Linked DNA regions of Homo sapiens: region 2 is linked to region 1. A link is an interaction called in ENCODE POLR2A ChIA-PET data of the cell type or tissue named here. Cell type or tissue: PC-9. All regions are shown on one strand. Each heading gives the region's core, and the rest is flanking DNA. Links, peaks and the distances in the headings are about the cores only.

Region 1 (10,926 bases), core at 3,343-7,342:
TCTTGAATGTCTGTATCCCTCCAAAATTCATATGTTGAATCCTACCCTCAAGGTGATAGTACTAAGAAGTGGAGTTTTGGAGTTGATGAGGTCATGAGGATGGGGCCCTCATGAATGGGATTAGTGCCCTTAGAAAAGAGGCCTGCGGGAGCTTGTTTGCCCCTTCTGCCATGTGACAACACAGCGAGAACCAGGAAACAGACCCTCACCTGACACCAAACCTGCCTGAGCCTTGATCTTGGACTTCCCAGCCTCCAGAATGTTGAGAAATAAATTTCTGCTGTTTATAAGTCACCCTCTGCATGGCATTTTTGTTACAGAAGCCTAAACAGACTAAGACAGCCACGATCACTGTAATTTTTTTTTAAATCTTTTCCTTCACATTTGCACAATTCAAGAGCACGTGCTGACTGGGAGACCCTTCCCTTCCTTAGAGAACAGCGAGCTGCTTTTTCTGATTATGGAAGGGCTTATTTACCTGCCGTAGGATTTGCAATCAAGAACATTACCTTCCCCAGGGGCAATTCTAACCCCCCCACCACACTACTTTTAGATCAAAATAGACCCTCTCTCTTTTCACCTATTATTCACTTTCCTCTGATTAAAACAAAAAAGTAAAGGAGAACCAGTACAAGCCCACATACATGCACACACAGGCGAGCACACATACCACAAAAACACACTTATGCACCCATGCATACACACATGAACACGTACAGGCACACACACATAGGCATACAGACACTTTTAACCTCTCCCTGTACTATATCTGTGTTACATTATCCCCACCAGTTTTTTTTTTTCAAGTTTTAATGAAAGCTTGTATACAAGATTACTTTATTCCTGCATGTTCTCAATTGTTTCCTCCTTGTATTTGCCCTTTTCCTTTCCTACTTGGTGAGATTTGGCTTTCCATGCAAGGATCTTTTTGTGCTCTTTGCCCAGTTTTAGTCTACTGATAATCCCCTTGCTGGGGCGAAAGTCTACACGGACAGTTGTGTCATCAGCCTTTTCCCGCTGCACCCATTCAATGTAGATGACATATTTCTCTCTGTAAATCTGGACTACTTTGCCAATTTGCTGACCTTTATGGTGCCCTCACACAACCTGAATATCATCATCCTTTCAGACGGGCATGGATCAAACGTTGTACTTCTGTCTCAGCTCTTTGGAAAGAGGGGAAGACATAACTGTCCTGTGAATGTGGGAAGGCGCATTGAAATGCCTTTTGCAGTTACTACTTCGGTCAGAAGTCACAAAGGGATTGAACTTCATTTTGGCCACTCCCACTTCAGTGATGGCCACAAAGGGCCCCACTGGTTATTAATGTCTTTTTTCAACTCAAACATTTAAACTATATAACCTGGCATATTGTAGAAGAGAACTGTGCAGCATTAAATATTAGCATCTCACACTCGCATGAACAGAAATATTCAGATTGCAAAAATATACCAATTTATGAAGATTAATATTAACTCACTAATTTTTCAAAGACTCGCAATTATTTGATCAATTTCAGGAGAAACTATTCTATTTTTGCACTATGTTCATGCAAATTGCCTAAGACTCATCAGTTTCTGTTATTTTCAAATATAGAGTCACTGACTGATTCTATTAATATTCTGCCTCAGTATTTAAAAAAAATTCTCCTATAATAATTGGAAAAGTTAACAGAAGTGATTAGATTTGTCTTAGAGTGTCTCTTATTTTGTGAACCTTCATGTGAATCTTCAGTATCTCTTATTTTGTGAATCTTCATCATAATCTGAAGTATTCCCATTACTTTTAGGAAAAGAACCAAATGCTTAACCTGATCCTCATAAGATCGCATAATGTATATATCTCCGTATGCTCACTTTGTATTTTATCATCAATATTTGCTGCAACAAAGCAAAACCAACTTCCAAGATAAGGTCCAGCATATGTGGACTTCCCAGCAAATTTTAGTTAATGCTGCCGTCTAACGCCTGGCTCTGATATTACATCAGCTCAGGGTTTTAACCAAAAACAGACACAAATGAGGTCACCTAAGGAGACTTTAGCAACCATTTCCAAGTTCCCTTTGACTAGCTCATTCCACAGACGAGCAAACTGAAGCCCAAAAACTCAGGTCTTTCTCCCAAGATCACACAGCGAATGACCGTCAGAGAGAGTTAGAACACAGAATTGCTGTCTTCCCCCAGACAGGGCATGTGAGGTGTGACCACAGGGCTCTAGGGGTGGTGCCTCACCTGTTAGGCTTTCTGAAATTCACAAACTGCAAAGCATGGCACTGCCCCTAGGAATCTGTTACAGAAAACAAGGATTCTGACAGCTCAATTAAGAAGCAACCGGAATTCATGCAGCCGGGGTCCTTGTGAGAAACAATTTGCATATTATACCAGAAAAGATGGAGAGGTAGCAGAGACCAGGTGCTGCTCGCTTTTGTGTACTGAACTCAGGATTTCTAACTTAATCCTGACGATGACCAGCTATAGAAGGCCTCTAAGCAAATTGAAGAAGGTCACTCCGGCTCAAGGGTATAGGGCGGGTCTGGAGACAGGAAGACCAGCAAAGTTTTATTTTGGTAGTCCAGGGTACCGACGATGAGGACTGCAGGACCTCTACTCTTCTAGTTCACAGAGTGTATTAGTCCGTTTTCACGCTGCTGATAAAACAAACATACCAGAGACTGGGCAACTGACAAAAGAAAGAGGTTTAATTGGACTTACAGTTTCACCAGGCTGGGGAGGCCTCACAATCATGGCTGAAGGCAAGGACGAGCAAGTCACATCTGTGGATGGTGGCAAAGAGAAAGAGCTTCTGCAGGGAAACTCCCGCTTATAATACCATAAGATCTCATGAGACTTATTCACTATCAGGAGAACAGCACAGGAAAGACCCACCCCCATGATTCAATTACCTCCCACCAGGTCCCTCCCACAAGACGTGGGAATTCAAGATGAGATTTGGGTGGGGACACAGCCAAACCATATCAGAGAGCTAATGGGAAGATGGTATTATCAGGCTGTCTAGAGGACACAGGAGAAGGAGAAAGGGTTGTGGGTCCAGAGGAACAATCACTGTAACTGTGGACATGCTGAGCTCGAAGGTCGTTTACACAAATGTGAACCTGACAGAGCCAATCCTTCAAGATGGATCCCAAGCAGCTAACCAGGCGCAAATTTTAAATACAGCCAAGTAGCCATTTGTTGACTGGAGGTCACACAAGCACCGTCAGTTCCCCAAAACCCACACCTCTATTTAACTTTGGAACTTTCAGAGCTCACTTGAACAAACCAATCAGAGCTTACCTGAATCAATCAATTAGAGTTCACCTAAACCAACAAAGGAGAGCTCATCGGAACCAACCAATCAGGGTTCAGCTGTATCAACCAATCAGTGTTCAGCTGTGTTGACCAATCAGTTTGAAGTTTTCATTTGCATACTTGAACCTGATTGGGCAGAAACTTTTGCTATAAAACCTAGCCCCAGCTGCTTGGGAAGCTGAGGCAGGAGAATCACTTCAACCCAGGAGGTGGAGGTTGTAGTGAGATGAGATTGTGCCACTGCACTCTAGCTTGGGTGACAGCAAGACTCCATCCCTCAAATAAAAAATAAAAATAAAATAAAATTTAAGAAAACACCAAACCCTCCCTTTGTTCCCTGGAACACATCTTTGTTTACACCGGAGGCTGCATCTCCCTCGTTTGTCAGCTGTTTGCTGGAATAAAGTCTCTTTCCTCCAATTTCCTTCCCAGAGAACTTTTCCTTACAACCTTAGAAGACAGCCAAATGGAAATACTTAGTAGGTGTTGGAATATTAGGCTGAAGCTCAGGAGCAGGGGGCAGATTTCAGTTACAGATTTTGCACCAAGATACATTTAATGTAATTTTGAAAATTGTCGTAGTCATTATGTAATGAATTATGTAATAAAATTAAATAAGTTAAATAACTGAATAAATTAAATAAAAATATGTAATAAAAGTATGCAATATAATAATTATGTAATGTAATATATAATTTTAAAATCCTCATTGTTACACCGAGATAAGTCTGCCTTGGAGGCAGGTGGAGTTGCCCAGGAAGACTGTAGAATGAGAGGCCAGGAAGACAACTGGAGAACCCACATGTTGGCGTGGGCAGAGTCCACACAGGAAATGAAGGAAAGGCAGATCCATTAGAACGATATTGATAGGATCTCACATCGCAGAAGGGGGGAGCAGTTATGAGAAAAATATGCTCAACACTGACAAATGCTGGGGGAAAAAACTATAACTCCACACTGCCAACTGAGGAAACAGCAAGAAGCTGTTGGTTAAAGCCACCAAAGCTCCCGGAACATTACAAGTTGCCCAACGAAGAAGGGGCCAGTATGAAGAAAGGGAGAAGGAACACAGGGACCCCTGAGGCTGCATCCCAAAAGAAGATGACCATCCTAGAGGAGAAGGAGCTGTGAAATCCTCATTGTCACCGCAGCTTACTTTGCAGAGGGCACAGTAATTTTTCAACAAGTGAGGTGGGAGGTTCGAGAGGTCTAAGTGGGTATTCAAATCAATAGTACAATCTAAATTATAACCTGACTCTGATTTGGGAGTGTGGTGACTAATGTATTTCGGGAAGAAGATCATTGCTGCATGTGCCAAATGACAAACAGGTGACACAAGTTAGCAAAGTTTTTTGTTTTGTTTTTATTAAAGAATACTTAGTGCTAATGAGGATATGGTGAAATAACTGTCTACTCAAGAATGAAAATTAATATTAACCTTTTGTACAACAATGTTGCAATATATATCAACATGTTTACATCATTTGATATAGTAATTCCAATTCTAAGATTTTTAATTAAGTAAATAATTTATAATATGGAGTAAGCCTTATGTTTATCTCAGGGTTATTTATGATAGGAAAAAACTAAACTCAAACTAAATTTTTCATGACAGAGGAATTATTGAGTAAATTATGGTACACATTTCAAGTGGAAAATCAGGCAAATGTTACAAATAATAACTGAAAGTTTTTAATAACTTGGAGAAATAGTAATTATATAACATTAAGCAGGAGAAATAAGATATAAAATTTTATATGCATTATTACATCAGTTCTGCTTTTTTAAGTCCATATAAAAAATTCACAAGATGCCAAGTATAATGTTCTCTGCAAAGAAGAATTGAGGTGATATATTTCCTTCTCTTTCAAATTTTCCTTACTCATCCTGCAATATTTTTATAATCAGAAAAGGTCATCCGGGCATTCAGGGATGAGAGCTGTTAGAAGGATTCCAGGAGTCTCACAGGCTAAAGCAGGTGAGGAGGGCTTCATGAAAGTAGTGGGACTTGAATTAGAATCTGACGGGAAAAAAAAAATTATACACTGAAGAGGAGTGAACGTTCCTGGCAGGCAGAATGATGACAACACGAACAAGATGGGGTGGTGAGTTAGGTGCAAAGAGTTGACCAGTTGGCTGGAGAGAAAGGAGACTTTGTGTATTGGAATATTGGAATTTAAGAGTAATCAGATGAATATAATATTGATGGAATGGAAGAATAAAGCTATTGAATAGTTTTGATCAACAAAAAAGACTCATGTGTTTTCTTCTAGCTTTAATTTTCATTAAACCCTCAAAACAATGGTTGGCATAGGAAGTGTTTGACAAACATTTGTGGGATGAATGAATGAGGAAACAAAGTCCAGGGTAGAAAACATTCTGTAAGTGCCGTTTAAATGCCTTTATTTTCTTCTGCAATCAAGTGTCTCTCCAAGATGATAGAGTAAGGTAGCCTCTCCACCTTTCAGCTCTGCTAATTTGCAAGTCAGACATATTGAGCTTCTGAAAATTTCACAGACCCACTCTCCCTTGGAAAAAATGATAGAGATAAAGTAAATGAAATAATTACTTCTCTACTATTCACCAGGGTCGTATATTACTCAGCTGAGGAAAATGATGATGTGTGCCATTTACTAGTTTAAAAAAAAAAAAAACACTAAACAAAAACTCTATGTAAAATTTCAAATTAAAAGCTTTTCCTAAGCATGGGGTTTATCTATTTCACAATGAAGACTGCATATTTTTCATCTTCCTTTCTAAATAGCTATTGATTACATTCAATTAATTCAGAATCTGATATAAAAAGATTTTCCTAAGACCTAACTCTCAAAAGAGCTAGAAAATGATGTCCAGGTGTTTGAAGCCAAGTCTCACACCAAAGCCCATGGGCTCCACCATCAGTCATCCTGCCTGCTGCCTCTCATATCTCCATCTCCAGCTGGCTGGTGCTGTGAGTTGTTCCATCGGCCCTTACCTCCACTCCACCCTTGGATTTACATTGTCTTGAGTTCTTGTATCTTACAAAATGTATAAGCTGTCAGTCAGCTAACCTGAAAGTCCAACTGTAATTCATGACCAACAGAGAGAAGAGGATAAGCATGCTCCCACCCAAAGCCCTTTTTCTACACAAGCAGCCAAGCACTGCTCTGTCCTCAGACCTCATCTGCCTGAGCTTTCATACATTGTTGTTCACCATCCCTCTTTTTAAAAATTCACCACTTGGCTTCTTCAAGTATTTCTTAAAACGTGATTCTTGGTCCTCTTCCTTCCTTCTTTACTCTCTTATATGTGTACGTCATGCAATGCTGCACATTTAATCCTATCAGGAAGGGTGATGAGGCATAAAGAGGACAGATTTGGAATCAAGCAAACATAGGTTTTCTGTGTGTGTTGGTTCGGTTTGTGTGTTTTTTTAGAGACAGGATCTCACTGGGTCACCCAGGCTACAATGCAGTGGTACAGTCCTTGCTCACTGCCCCCTTAACTTCCTGGGCTCAAGTGATCCACCACAGCCTCCCGAGTAGCTGAGACTATGGGTGTGTGCCATCACACCTGTCTAATTTTTTAATTATTTTTGTAGAGACTGGGTCTCACTGTGTTGCCCAGGCTAATAGCGAACTCCTATTGTCAAGGGATCCTCCCACCTTGGCATCCCAAAGTTCTGGGATTACAAGCATGAGCAACCATGCCCAGCCAAGCATATGTAGGTTTGAATATCAGTTCCACTACTTACTATTCTCTGTTGAATTACCTAATCTATATGAGCCAAACAATATTTTCCTTACTGAGAGGTTGTGGAGATTACATGAGGCCATAGTCAGGCTTACCGCATGGTACATGCTCAATACATGTGAGTTATCCTTATAATCATTATTAGGTGTGTGTTAACATGGGGATATTTGCTGATAATTAATTAATAGTAAGACTAAGCTTGACTGATGCTGGAGAACCAGGGTTCAGGAATTTGAGAATGATTGCCTTTGGGACACACACTTTTGGAAGAGGCCTTCCACCTGACCCTCCACGTCACTGCATTTTCTTGCCAGCTATGCCCAGAATGCATGGTCCTGACTGCATCTTGCCTGGGCTGTGTCTCAGGGTTGTGCTTATAGCAAGCAGCCTTCAGGGAGGAAGTAATGTCTTTCCCTAGGCAAAGGGCAGGCTTCCCTCCACTTGCTCTAAAGCCATGAACCCTCCAAGCTCATTGTTCCCAACCCACTACATGTGGGAATCTGTGCAGGTGCCTAGCATGTCAGTGGTGCTGACAGGTCAAGTAACACAAGAAGGGAGAGTGGATTGTTTGGTTTGACAAAATGAATGTCGCTGGTGTCCCTGAGAAGAATCAAGTTTGCTGGTGTCCTTGAGAGAAAAAGCACCATGGGAGTGAGTTCAAAAGAGCATGTTAGAGGCCGGGCATGGTGGCTCAAGCCTGTAATCCCAGCACTTTGGGAGGCTGAGGCGGGCAGATCACGAGGTCAGGAGATCAAGACCATCCTGGCTAACACGGTGAAACCCCGTCTCTACTAAAAATACAAAAAAGTAGCTGGGTATGGTGATGGGCGCCTGTAGTCCCAGCTACTCAGGAGGCTGAGGCAGGAGAATGGTGTGAACCTGGGAGGCAGAGCTTGCAGTGAGCCAAGATCGCACCACTGCACTCCAGCCTAGACCTGGGCAACAGAGTGAGACTCCGTCTCAAAAAAAAAAAAAAAAGCATGTTGGAAAAGAGGGTTAAGTTGTTGAATAGAAACTTTTTAAGGCACTTTTTGCCAGAAGAGAAATGAGAAAATGAGAAATTCTCATGCTCCCTCTAAGAAAACTTACTCTTAACGGTTATAAAGGATTGTGTGATTCATAAGGAACTACTTATGAATACTATCTTATGAATACTACTGATGAATACTACTTATGAATACTTAAAGGATTCATAAGGAACTACTTATGAATACTTAAAGGATTCATAAGGAACTACTTATGAATACTATCTTAGCATGTTAACCTTCCCATAAAGTATTTATCATTTACAGGAAAAAAAAAATGTTTTCAACCAAAGCTGTCACCCTTTCCTGTTTGGGCCACAAGCCAGCCTGAGACAGAGGCTGGAGGCTGGAAAGCTCTGCCTGTCCCCCCGCCACACTGCAGACACATGGCATTCTGGTGACCAGGCTGCATTTGACAAGCCACAGGTTGAAGCTCTGTAGCCCTCTTGGTTTTATTGCCCCTTAAAGGAGATTTTAAATACATCACAAAGACTTAGGAGGGAGGATGCTGTCTTAGTCCATTTTCTGTTGTTATAACAGAATACCTGAGACCAGGTAATTTATAAAGAAAAGAAATGTATTTCTTATGGTTCTGGAGGCTGGGAAGTCCAAGGTTGAGGGACTGCATCTTGTGAGGGCCTTCATGCTGTGTGATAACATGGTGGAGGGCATCAGCAAATGTGCCAGCTCAGGTCCCTCTTCCTCCTCTTTTAAAGCCACCAGGCCCATCATGGGAGCCCCACCCTCTCAACCTTATCTAATCCTATTTACCTCCCAAAGGTGCCACCTTTAAATACCATCAACATATGAATTTGGGGATTAAGTTTCCAACACATGAAATCTGGGGGCTACATTCAAACCATAGCAGATGCTAATTCAGACACCAAGAAGAGTCACTAAAACAGCAACAATTGACTCTTGACTTTGAAGTGTTGTTAGATGATGTCAAGTACCCTATTGCCCACAATAGCACAAGAGAGTATAATATTTATGAGCCCATATTCTGACGCTTGCTGGAATAACAGCACCTCTGCTGATTAGGGGAAATCATACCTACAGTAAGCGTATTTCAAGAGCTGGCACCCATTGCAAACCAGTCATCCACCTCTTCCCTGAAAGGGACTAGGCATTGAAGTTTTTCTTATGCCAAGAAAGTACTTCTTTTACTCCACATGCCGCCAGTGTTCTCTGTCAAGAGTGAGAAGTTGAGATAGGAGGAAATAACAAGGAGACTTTCTAGAACCATCCAACTGAAAGGAGCCCTAGAGGCCACCCAGACAAGTGCCCAGAGGAGCTGGGTGATTCTCCCAAGCTCCCCCAGAAAGTCAGTGGCAGATCTGAGGTTACAACCAGGTGACCCAGTGTTCTTTGCAGAATGTCCCACTATTCAGAGGGCAATACCATTGAGTGGTGTCCCAGAGGGTGGGATTGAGCCGGGCTGCCTGGTTCAAACACCAGCCCTGCCACTTACTCACAGTGTTAGTGGACAATTTCCCTAACTTTTCTGGGCCTCCCTTTCCTTGGTCTGCAATAAATTGGACAAACTGCTTAACCTCCCTGGTCACCAGTATTCTCCTCTACAAAATACGGTGATAGTAATACCTTCTAGGAGTGTTGAAATGATTTAATCACTTGAGACATTAAAAAGAAAAAAACACTTGGCTCATGATAGAAAGAGCACTCAAACCTTAACTTTATTATCATTGCCTCTCTGAGATGGGTGAGTATGAGTTAGACAATGACTTTGCCTGAAAAGAGCCTGAAGTTGTTTAAGGAAGACAAAAAAGATTTAATAAAAATTCTTTTGGTTGTGGAAATGGTTAACGATGGGTGTGAAAGCCGAGGAATAATTACCCTTCACTGGGGTACCGTGGCAGCCCTTCAGGGACTCCCCCGGCAGAGCCAATGGGCCTGTCCTTGGGGAAGTTGTGAGCTTGTTCAGACCGGGTCCTTGAATAACACAGTAGACCACCCCTTTAGGGTGGCTTCATGGTTGAGGGAAGGAAGGCCCCTAAGATCAAAGCCCCTAAGAACTTCGACCAATGTCCAGCATCCAACAGACCACTTGGGGTAGAGGCATGGGATCTGAGCTACGGTTGTGGAGGACTGATGTCAGCAGAGCCCAGGGGCTGCAGGGGTTGTGGTGGGAGGTGGGGGACTTAAGGATATCACCCAGCCCACAACAGCCCTAAATAACCCTGTGGGTCCAGGTCTTCTCACTTGCTTCTGGATCTAGAATGAGTTCCTGGGAGAGAAAGTAAGAAGTGAAGGGAACATCAACAGTACTGGTGGTCAGAGGGTTCCTGGTACTTGGTACCACTGCCCAACACTCAAACCTAAAGTCACTTTGCTGAAAAGATAGCAGCCATTCCAGGCAATATTGTAAAAGTTGTGTTATCTTAACATTACGCTTCCTTGTGAAAGTCATTTTCCATACTCTCAGTAATTGCTTTAAAATGAGATTTTTATCAGTTCTTTTCTGCTGCACTTTGAGATTGATGCCTGTGAAGTGTTAGAATGCAGAGCTCAACTTAAGGCCAAAGCACAATTCGAAACTTCTCTCACCCCATCCACCAAGATTTGTCTTCACTCTTTCATCCGTTCATTCAATAAACGCTAAATGAGCATTCTGCATCAGACACTACATTGAGGAGGTGCAGATGGGAGCTCCCGCTGAAGAAATGATGCAATATGTGTGTATCTTAAACTAGGATCCCTAGAAAGACTGACACAGACAGCTGCATGCAGAATGTCTTGAGGGAGTGTTCCCAGGAGATACACCTGTGAGGACATGAGAAAGCAAGACTGGGCCCAGAGAGAAGATGACCCAGGAAGCAGCTGCAACAGAGGTCTTGGCTGCA
Region 2 (10,926 bases), core at 4,595-8,594, 290 kb after region 1:
TTAGATTTTTCCTGGCTTTCTATACTATCCTATCCTCCTTCTCCCGATCTGGGGGCTCCAGGCCCTCCCTAACTGCCTCCCTTCTCCAAAATGCACCCCTAGTCTCAGACCTCACTGTACTGTTCATCTACTGTCTTACAACTCTGTCCTCGTACTCACCCCAAAAAGTAAGGCAATGACAAAGAGATGGAGTGGAGGGCACTCGAGCAGGAAGCAGAGCCAGAAGCCCTCCCGCTCCAGGGGCCAGGGGGAGGGCGGGGTCAGGAGGGTGAGAAAGCCCAGGAACCCTTCAGACTGGCGGGGTGAGTGCAGCCCCAGCATCCAGACTCAACTCCTCACCCAGGCCCTCCAGGCTGCCCCGCTTTAACGCCTGCTCCTCCCTTCTCCCGCACATGTGTCCCTTCCTGGGGGCTACGCCCTGGTGTTCACATGTCTTTCTTTTTCTCTGTCCTATCTGTCGAGCTTTGCCCAGGATGCTTGGAAGTCTTCATCTTATCATTCCCAGGATCCAGGGAATAATAAGATCCTTATTCCCAGGATCCAGGCATGATGCTGTCTGTGCAGTTCAAGCACAGGTGCATTTTGCATTTACTTTTTGAGGCTTCATATACATGAAGCACTACACTAGGCCATTAGCGCTAACTTAAAGGGGAAGAGAGAATGTGATTGCCACTCTCACGTGGCGCGCTGGAAGGTTCAGGGAGGTGCAGCTGACAAACCAACCAGAGACACTAAGTGCCGCAGGCTGCCCTGCTGGGTGACAGGGCGGCCTGCAGAGGTGGAATGCGCTCTCTGACCCCACAGCCCGCAGGGCCCCAGTTGAGCTCCCAGAGGGCTGCCCGCATCTGTCCCTGTATCTCACGGCGCCCCTCAGGAAGCCCAAGGCAGTGTTCCTGGCATAGATGCGGGGAACCCTCAAGGGTGGGTGCAGTACCTCAGCCTTCCAGGCCCAGGTGCCCCAAGGGCTGGCCTCCTGCAGGGACAATGCTGAGCTGGAGGTCCACACGGCAGGCAGAGGGGTGGCTGGTGTAGCTAAGCCTCCCCAGGAACAAGGAGCCGGGCCTGCTTTCACCTGCTGCTCTCTTTCCTGACAGCTGTGGGAGATGAGTGAGCCGGAGCAGGGCTAGCAGCAAAGGGAAGGCTGCATCAGCCCCCAGCCCAGCCTCTGTGTGGCCTCTGCACGTGCACGCGCACACTACACACACACACACACACAAACACACACCTTGGCAGATGTATCCCTAGAACGTGGCAGAGACTCAGGCTGGAGCCACTTGGTGCAGGGACTCACAACCTCCAAACTCCAGATGCCACCGCTGCTAGGAGCTTATGTCGACTGAGCTTGGACCAATGCTGGTCACAGGATCTTGGACCATGTTCTTGCCTGTTGTACCTCAGAGAAGATCCTTCCCATTCCCTTTCTCCTGTACCCGAGGAAAACCCTAGCCTGCACTTCCCGTCGGGCTTCCTGCTGGGAGCACCTCCAGCCCCCCATTACCCAGCAACAACTTCTCCACGGCCACCCAGGGACACATGTGAACAGGTGATGGAGGCCAGCATGGATTCCCACCCAGCCCCCATGCATGCCTGCTCCTAGGGGTTAGACCCCTGCTTTCCGGAAACTTTCTCTTCCTCGGATATTTGGCAAACTGCCCACCGTGCTTTGAAGTCTTCATCTTATAGATTCTCAGGATCCAGGCACGATGCTATCTGTGCAGTTCAAACACAGCTGCATTTTGCCTTTATTTCTCAGAGCTTAATATACATGAAGCACCAAGCTAGACCATTAGTACTAACTTTACCATTAATGGAAGAGATGGCATGATTCCCACTCTCTCTCAGGTGGTATGTGGGAAGGTTCGGGGAGGCGTGGCCGACAAATGGACCTGAAATATTAAGAGGACAGCACAAGAAAGAGTGTGGCCTGGTGTCCACCATGCTCTTTGGAAGCTCAGTGCCATGGAAGGAGGGGAGGGCCCTTCAGGGCCACGGTGCAGGGAAGTCTGAAAGATTTGAAGGAGGGAGCAACATGGTCCTATGTCAGGAGCTGGTATTAATGCCAGAAATCAAGAGTGTTCTTGATTTAGGAAAAGGAGTACATGGAATTGCCCGGATCACAACGGAGAGGGAGGAGAAGGGAGCTGGCCGTGTCCCCGTCATCACCAGCTGTCATTGGAGGGCAGCTTCCGAGCCCCACTGGTGTCTCAGCTGGGGATGGCAGAAAGCACCCTGCAAGAAGCTGCCAAGCTCTGTCGTTCCTTATGAACCAATTAAACATGATTAAGATTGTGTTCTCATTACCTAAATAATTCATTAACATTTTCAGTAGGAAATTTAGAAAATATAAGTGAGTGAGAATAAAACAGAAATCACGTGTTTTCTCACCCACGGAGACACTGCATCCTTCTAGTCTTTTTTCTACACATAAACATATTTTTGTTAAATTATAATTTGTCAAACGAGGGTATTGATTCAGGGAAAGTTAATATTAGATAGTGCTGTTGCTGTCCATGTTCAAAGGTGGTCTAGTGACAATGATGACTCTTTGGACTGAAAAGAGTCACCGGGCATGGTGGCTCACGCCTGTAATCCCAGCACTTTGGGAGGCTGAGGCGGGCGGATCACGAGGTCAGGAGTTCAAGAGCAGCCTGGCCAACATGGTGAAACCCTGTCTCTACTAAAAAAAATACAAAAATTATCTGGGCGTGGTGGTGGGCACCTGTAATCCCAGCTACTCAGGAGGCTGAGGCAAAAGAATACTTTGAACCTGGGAGGCGGAAGTTGCAGTGAGCCAAGATCGCACCATTGCACTCCAGCATAGATGACAGAGTGAGACTCCGCCTCAAAAAGAAAAAAAAGAAAAGAAAAGAGTCACCCTGCAGGAACAATGGCCATTATCTGTCACACGGCTTTTGGACTTACCATTTGCCTGGATGTCTTTGTGTGAAGAAAGCCAAGTCCCCTACCCACCACCTCCTCATCCCCCACACAATCATCTCCATGCAGTTTCACCTTCGTCTTCCAATACCGCACATCTGTGACACGCTGCGAGCAGTGCTGCACAGAAGCATATTTTAAAAGCTTCCTATAACTTCCCCGCCTCTTGTTTCTTTGGTTCAAGAACAGTTGACCCATGGGGCAGGAAAGTATATAAAAATATCCCTATGGGCTGGGCACGGTGCCTCACGCCTATAATGCCAGCATTTTGGGAGGCCAAGGCGGGAGGATCACCTGAGGTCAGGAGTTCAAGACCAGCCTGGCCAACATGGTGAATCTCCATCTCTCCTAAAAATACAAAAATTAACCGAGTGTGGTGGTGCATGCCTGTAATCTCAGCTGCTTGGGAGGCTGAGGCAGAAGAATCACTGGAAGCCGGGAGGAAGAGGTTTCAGTGAGTCAAGATCATGCCATTGCACTCCAGCCTGGGTGACAAGAGCAAAACTCCAACTCAAAAAATAAAAATATCCCTGTGCACCCAGAGGGGGCCCCGATCTCAGGGAAAGGTTGATCTTGGGAGAGGCAGGGCATAGATTAAAAACAATTGTCTAATGCACGATTAAATACGTTCATGGGCTTGCACAGTGTAAGAGCTCAAGAGAGACTTAGAAATAACAGAGTACCTCCCTCCCTCTGCCTTGCAGACAGGGAAAGTGGTTCCAAAAACAGGCTTTCGAAGCCCCAACATGTTTGTTTCTGAGCCCTCACATGGCTTCTTAGCAGTCTTTGGGCTTTCTAGCTCAGGTGCATACACATCAGACACATTTTCATTGAGCTCACAGGAAATCACTGCAGCTCACACAGCTTCCTCAAAAAGGCAAAAATCACCGGGAGAAAGTCACAAGGTTTAAGAACTTTCTCAGCCCCAAAGGGTTAATGGAGGCTGGCAATGCAGCATGATCCCACCCGGGCTTGGACAGGAAAAGAACTCAGGAGCTGTTTTTCTTCTCCGAAAGCCAATCCCAGTGGAGGCACTGGGGTTTTTAAAACCAAATGTCTCTACAGCTTGAAATGAACGACTGCGTGACCTCAGCCGTCACACACACATGGCCCCTGCTGTTAAACCCTGAGCAGGGCTGGGCTCAGGGCATCCCGTAAATATTCGACGTCTGTGAGGCACATGTGGGAGGAAGAGCTGCCATCAGAAGTGGTTTCAGCTGGAAGGCCAGAGTCTCTCTCTCTCTCTCTGTGTCTGTCTGTCTCTGAAAGTTACCGTCATCTGTTAGCAATTTCCCCACTCCCATTAAAGCCAGACACTGGATCCATTTGCGTTGCTGCAGACCACCATAAGGGATTCATTTTTATTGCTTGGATGTGAGTCTCTGAACCACATCAATTACAGCCCTTTGTGTTACCGACCAGGTAGTATGAATGAGACGATGACAATCTTACTGCAGAATGGTTCACAGATTGTACCGAGATGGAATTCTCCGTTCACTGAGAGCAGAGGAGGGAAAAAAATCTAGATTCTAGGCTACAGAGACAATTCAACTCCCACAAAATGTGAGTGCCTTATCAGTCTCAGCAAAACCTCACTCCTGCAGGTGTGGACAGTTGGGACCTGAAACTCAAGTGGAAGGAGTGATTTCCAAAGCTACAGAAACAAACATAACATGATTGTCATTACTAGCAATCATGCATGAAAAATTGAGTCATTAACCCTGTGGAGATATTTCTAAAACACACATTGGACCCAGACTGGAGAACTGAGTTTCCTGCTGCTTCTTCCATGAATTTGTGCCGTGACTCTGGGAACGTCATGCAGATGGAGCCTCAGTTTCCTCTTCTGTCCAGTGAAGGGCTGAAGGGTTTAGATGATCTGAATTTCCCTCCATCTCTAGCTCTCTAGGACTCTAGGCACCTTTATAAAGTGGGGAAATAGAATCATCAGGATAAACTCTTGCAGAAATCATCATACTGGGGCAGTGAGGAGAGGTGAACCATGCTGAGCACTGCACAAAACATTTCGGACAGAAAGTCCTGTGCCTCCCCCAGCTTTCCGTCTAAGACAAGCATGCATGCAATAGCAAGAATCCCTAGGCACAGGACTGAACCAGGACTCCCGGCCACAAAAGCTGCCATGGGAAGCTATAGCTTCTCCAGCTCCTCAGTGGCACCGTTCAGCCCTCAAGGCAGACTCTCACCAGGAGAAGAGCCAGGGTGGCTACGCTGTGGGAGCAGGGGACCCTAAAAGTGCATGGAGAGCGGCCTTCACCCTTGCAGGAAATGCCTGAGCCTCCCAGATGGGCCTGACCTGGCCCGAAGATACCACCCCTCTTAGAGGGGCCTCACCAGCTGACAGATCCATCATATCCCGGCAAAAAGGGGAGTCTGGAACCAGGACTTCACCCACTGTCTTCTCTCTTGCTCTCTTTTGTTTTCTGCAAGTGATGGATGGACGTACTTTGAAGGAAGTTCAGCCTGATAAGTCATTTCCTCCCCCGAAGGCATCTGACTCACCTCTAATTCACCTCCCATGAGGCTGCTCAGGACAGACAATGTGGATTTTTTCCTGAGTTGTAATATACTGTGGCTTCTTCACTCAAGCCCCCACAAGTAGCTTTGCCTGTGCAGGAAACCCAGGCTGGGGCCCTCGGGGCTTGCCGTCATCCTGCTTTTCTGCAACATATCCACCCATCTCCCGTTTCCACTCCAGGAGAACAGAAGGGTGACGCTGCCCAGACTCACAAGAGCTCGGGGTCCAGCTGTGGGGTGCAGCCAGGACCCAATGCCATGTCTGATCCCCACACGGGAGACCACCAGCCTGCTTCGCAAAGGAGTTCAAAGGAAGCAAGCACCAGCCAGGCGAGACACTCATCCAGCTGTGAGCATCACGGCCTAAAGGCAACATGCAGGGGCTCTTTCCCATTTTTAATGGAATCTTAACTGTCCACCAACCACGTCTTCCAGATTTACCCACAAGGCTTGACAGCGTCAGAGGAAAGAAAGGAGATTCTCCCATCCCGTGCTCTTCTTTCTCTCTGCTGGGCGGTTGTGTGTACAGAGCGCAGGCCACCACACACACACACACACACACACACACACACGCATACACACATACACGCACACGCATGCACATACACACATACACACATGCACATACACACATACACACACATACACACATGCAGAGTGCAGTTCGTAGTGGCCATGCATGAGCAGCCCCATCCAGGTGGGCAAAGGGAGTGATGATGAGCAGCCTGGGCCCGAGCTGTGGTCAAGACAGCCCTGCCCCATCGGTTTCAGCCACCCGGAGCGGCCGCCCCACCCGCCTCCTGCAAAGAGGTGAGCTGCCCCTGCCCACTGCTGCTCCAGCTCACACCCGTCATCCGTGAGCCATTACTGACTACCTACAGGGTGCGCCCGCCGTGGTCTGCATGTCCCACAGAAATTACCCAGGGCTGGCCCAGCGGCTCCCAGCAGACGGCCAGGCATGTGCTCCCAGGGGCACTGGTCCTAGACAGATGAGGACACATAGGGACTGACACCCCTGAAAACGCCTGGGGCAGCAGGCGAGTCACCAGGAGGAGGACTCAGGAGCCGGAAAGGAAGGGCCCATCCCTGGAAGCGTCTGAGCAGAGGCTGGGCAGTCCCAGCAGGGCAGTGTCAGAGGGGACTGGAGGCTCCAAAGCTCTGCTGATGCTGAGACCCTATGAGGCTGTGTCCCACCAAATGAGCCTGCTGAGCTCACAGGCCTGCGTCCCACCAACCGGGAGTGCTGGTCCCACAAGGCTTCATTCCACCAATGGGGCCTGCTGAGACCCCATGAGGCTGTGTCCCTTCAACTGGGCCTGCTGACGAGTGAGCTAGAAGTGGATTTCCTGGAAATGAAATCCATGCCATGACCTGAGAAAGGAGAGTGGCTGAGGAGAGGGCAGCAGGGGATGCCCCCCTCATGGGGGGATGCTCCCCACCCCTCCCTTTAGTACTGAGGGACCCCAGCAGCTGCAGAAGACCAGGGACCAGGGGCCGCTGTCATGGCCTGTGTTGAAATGTGAATGCCTCAGGTTTCCTCTCCCTGAATTTTCCCCTTTCCTCTTCCCTGTTTACCTTTCTGCCTCAATATCCCTGAGTACAAATCGCAAGGACACCAACAGCGGCTTCAGTGGGTCCTTGTGTGAGCCAGGCACATGTACTATTATCTCATTTAATCCTGAGGGAGGCGTGAGGCAGGCCGGGGCAGAAACAGCCTGCACATTTTTCTAGCTTTTGGTTCTAAAACCCCAAGCCCCTGGGAGAAAGGGGAAGGTGGAGTGGGCAGAGAGGGCTTGAAGAAGCTTGAGGGGAGAAGGATCTCCCCAACAAGAGATTAATCAGGCCTGATAGGAAGCAGCCAAGGGAGAGGTAGAAACAACAACAGAGGGAAAGAGAGAGAAGGAGAGAGAGAGAAGAATGAGAGAAAGAGAACGAGAGAACAAGAGAGAGAGGAGAGAGAAAATGAGAGAAAAGGAGAACGAGAGAGGAGAGAGAGAGAAGAACGAGAGAGACAGAACGAGGGAGAGAATCAGAGAGAAAGAGAACAAGAGAGAGAACGAGGGAGAGGAAAGCAAGAATAAGAGTGAGAAGAGAGAGCAAGAACACAAGAGAGAGAAGCAGAGAGAGAGAGAAGAACGAGAGAATGAGAGAGACAGAATGAGAGAGAACAAGAGAGAAAGCGAGAGAGAGGAGAGAGAATGAGAGAGAGAGAAAGAACGAGAGGAGAGAATGAGATAGAGATGAGAGAGTGAGAATGCAAGAGAGAGAGGAGAGAGAGAGAAGAACGAGAGAGAGAGAACAAGAGAGAGGAGAGAATGAGAGTGAGATGAGAGAGTGAGAATGTAAGAGAGAGGAGAGAGAAGAACGAGAGAGAGAGAACAAGAGAGAGGAGAGAGAGAACAAGAGAAAGAAGAAGGAGAGAGAACAAGAGAGAGACAGGAGAGAAAGAACAAGACAGAGAGAACAAGAGGAGAGAGAAAGAGAACAAGAGAGAACGAGAGAGAATGAGACGGGAGAGAGAGAACATGCACCCTGGGGAACTGTGCCCATGTTCTCAGCTCCTCTGAGGGACAGAGCTGAACTCTGGAGAGGGCAGATGGACCCCCCCACCTCCTTCACCTCCTGCCCGGGAAGCCAGAGTGCCATGAGACCAGGCCTCGGAGTCTCAGCTGCCCCCGTGCACACAGAGCATAAAGGCCCCACAAGGAAATGAGGGCCCTGAGACCCCCAAGGTTACCCCACAGTCTTTGGGTGGAGAAAGCCGGGGAAGGACTGACTGGAATTTCCCAGGACCCTGCCACCCGGACCTGCACTCAGATGTCAAGTTACTACAGGAAAATAAAGTGTGCTCTATTTCTTCTGCAACTGAGTTTTTGGACCAGCATTTACATATGCGACATTTGTTTTTAAATTCCCAGCTTAACACCTGGTAGTTCCTCAATGCATGTTTATCGAACGACTGCGTGGGCCAGAGTCAAAAAGAGTGCTGCCGGAGAGGCAACAGAAACATACGATTGGCCAGTGGTTCTCAAAGTGTCACCGAGGAACAGCTGAAGGGTTCCAGATCCTTTCATAATAATCCTAAGACACTAATTGACTTCTTCATTCTCATTCTCTCACAGTGAAGTTTCCAGAAGCTACATGACACGCGGTTCAATTCCGATTGAATGCGGAAGGAGATATGACAACCTTAACGTCCTCTATTAAGCCATACATTAAAAGGACTTGCAAGATGTAAAATAATGCCCTTCTTTTCACTGAATTCTTTTGTCTTGAAAAAATATAATTATTTCCTATAAGAATATTTGATGTTGGTGTGCAACAGGTTTATTAATCGACTGATAGATTAATACATGCATATTTTTTAAGTTTCTCAGCTGTAATTGTTAATGCAACATACATTGATAGATGCGGCCATATAAACAAGAGCTCCTCGGGAGCCTCAGTGGTTTTTCAGAGTACAAAGTGAGTCCTGAGACTACCTTGTTTGAGGATCACTGTAATAAACAAAGAGCAGTGCAGGGGCGAGCTGAAGGGGACAGTGGCTTTGTCGCTGACTGTTTGACCTTGAACAGGCTGTTTGACCTTGAGTAGGCTGTTTGACCTCTGGCCTCATCTACCAGTGGAAGATGCTGAGCAAACGGGTCCCAAGTCCCCTCCACCTTTAACCACCTGTAACTCTTGGTTCTTTCACAGCAGAGGCAGAGACTGGGAGCTCAAAAGGCCAAAGGGGCCCTCCCCGAAAGCCTGGCTCCCTGGAGCACACCGTGAGAATGCCACAGCATCGGTCTGCTGGCGAAAAATAACCGCCCTGAGACCTGGGGTCCGAGCACTTCTCCCAGGGCCCGGAGGAGAGGGGTGATGTCAGCGCCCTGCAGCCGGCGGCATTCCTGGGCGCACAGGTCTGTGGGTGATTGCTCAGGAATCCGCCATCCATTCATGCCTCCAGAAATGTCACCTCTAATCCATGCCTGAGCACAGAGTGTTTGCCTGTGTGTGTGTGTGTGTGTGTGTGTGTGTGTGCACCACACTCCATCAAATGCAAGAAGTAATCCAATTTAGGCTCTTACGTCCTTTCAGGGAAGACTCACAGAGAAACAAAGCTCCGAGCCCTGTGTTTCGGGAAGTCACCCCTGTGTTGTGGCCTCAGCAAGCAGAAATTTGAAGGAGCAGGTGGGGGTGTGAGACCCAGCAGTGATGGTGCCCTTCCCGCCTCCTGGCCAGAGGCCCTCCTGCCCATCCCTCCCGGAGCCCACGCTGTCCTCCGTGGGGCTATTGGAAACCTACTCTGAAACTGTTATAAATACTCAATAATAAACAAACATGAGTTATTTCTGAAATGTTCCCAGGAATAGCCAACTGCCCAAATAGCCAAGGTTGTTCTTCAAGTCCTGGGAAAAATAGAAATGTGGGTATGGTTTATTTTTCCTTTGCTCAAAGCAGGATCCTTGGTCACACACATCTAATTTTAGTTTTCTGTTTCTATTTTGTATGTTATCATTGTGTAGCCCAGGGAAAGAGAGAAGAGAGGGGTGGGAGAGAGACTGGGGAAGAATGAGGGGGAGAGAGAGAGAATGAGCATGAAGGGAAGACGGGAGGAAGATTCTGGTCTTCAGCTCTTGCTCCTGTGATAACATTTGGAAAAACAACAGTGTAGTCTTCAATATTTCCTTGGCCCTGCTGGAAGTGAATTTTAGAGACCCAAGATGGTGGGTGAGCCATAGAGAAATGTTATAAATTTCCAAGTCTCCTCAAAATCAGATAATAAGTGAAAATGTAGATAGCTGGAAAAAAAAAAATAAAGGGAGGCCACGATGAAGACCACAGCTCACCCAAGGCATCAGAAAAGGAGTTTCCAGTGAGCAAGGAGGGTCTGGAATTAAGACGTTTTGGGGCCAGGTATGGTGAGTCACGCATTTAATCCCAGAGCTTTGGGAGGCCAAGGCAGGCAGGTCACTAGAGGCTAGGATTTCAAGACCAGCCTGGGCACCATAGCGAGGCTGCATCCCTACAAAAAATACAAAACTTAGCCAGGCATGGTGGTGTGAGCCTGTCATCCCAGCTACTCTGGAGGCTGAGGCGGGAGGATCACTGGAGCCCAGAAATTGGAGGCTGCCGTGAGCTATGATCACACCACTGCACTCCAGCCTGAGCGGACCCTATCTTAAAAAATACTAAAAAGACCCTTTCACAAGGTCACCTGGACACCGGAAATGCCTCTGTTTCCCACATGCTGCTATGGAGGAGAACAAGCAATAGACAGCCCCGATAAATCCCCACCAGTGAGCTGCACTCAGGGCTGGCCCACTCTGACCACTTCCTCCCTTGGCTATTAGGACTCAACCAAATCGGCACGTTTAGCGAGTAGTTGCTGAGATGCCAGACAGCGCTCAGAACTGGGTGCATGCGCTGAGGCTGGCAAAGCCATCCTCCTGCTTGGGAAAGACTAGCAAA

What was found. Peaks named below come from ENCODE experiments on the same cell type or tissue, not always from the same donor. Only the 100,000 strongest peaks of a DNase experiment are listed, where the experiment ranks them.
Region 2: POLR2A ChIA-PET joins it to region 1 with 5 read pairs; 2 of 35 experiments call an interaction of 5 or more read pairs at or near these places.

What each region holds. Positions count from the first base shown.
Region 1 is chr10:5,303,591-5,314,516 of GRCh38, forward strand. It overlaps the pseudogene RPL26P28. Among named protein-coding and RNA genes, the nearest start is that of LINC02561, 38 kb to the left of the region's middle. In PC-9, for the core only: no CTCF peak of the experiment used is centred there; no DNase peak of the experiment used is centred there.
Region 2 is chr10:5,590,722-5,601,647 of GRCh38, forward strand. LASTR (lncRNA associated with SART3 regulation of splicing) reads right to left here and starts at 5,397. Exons shown (of 2, transcript NR_134491.1): 1 at 5,290-5,397; 2 at 4,263-4,858. RefSeq lists enhancers at 5,305-5,599, 5,885-6,757. In PC-9, for the core only: no CTCF peak of the experiment used is centred there; DNase peaks (open chromatin) are centred at 5,460 and 6,430; H3K4me3 peaks cover 2,274 bases; H3K27ac peaks cover 2,815 bases.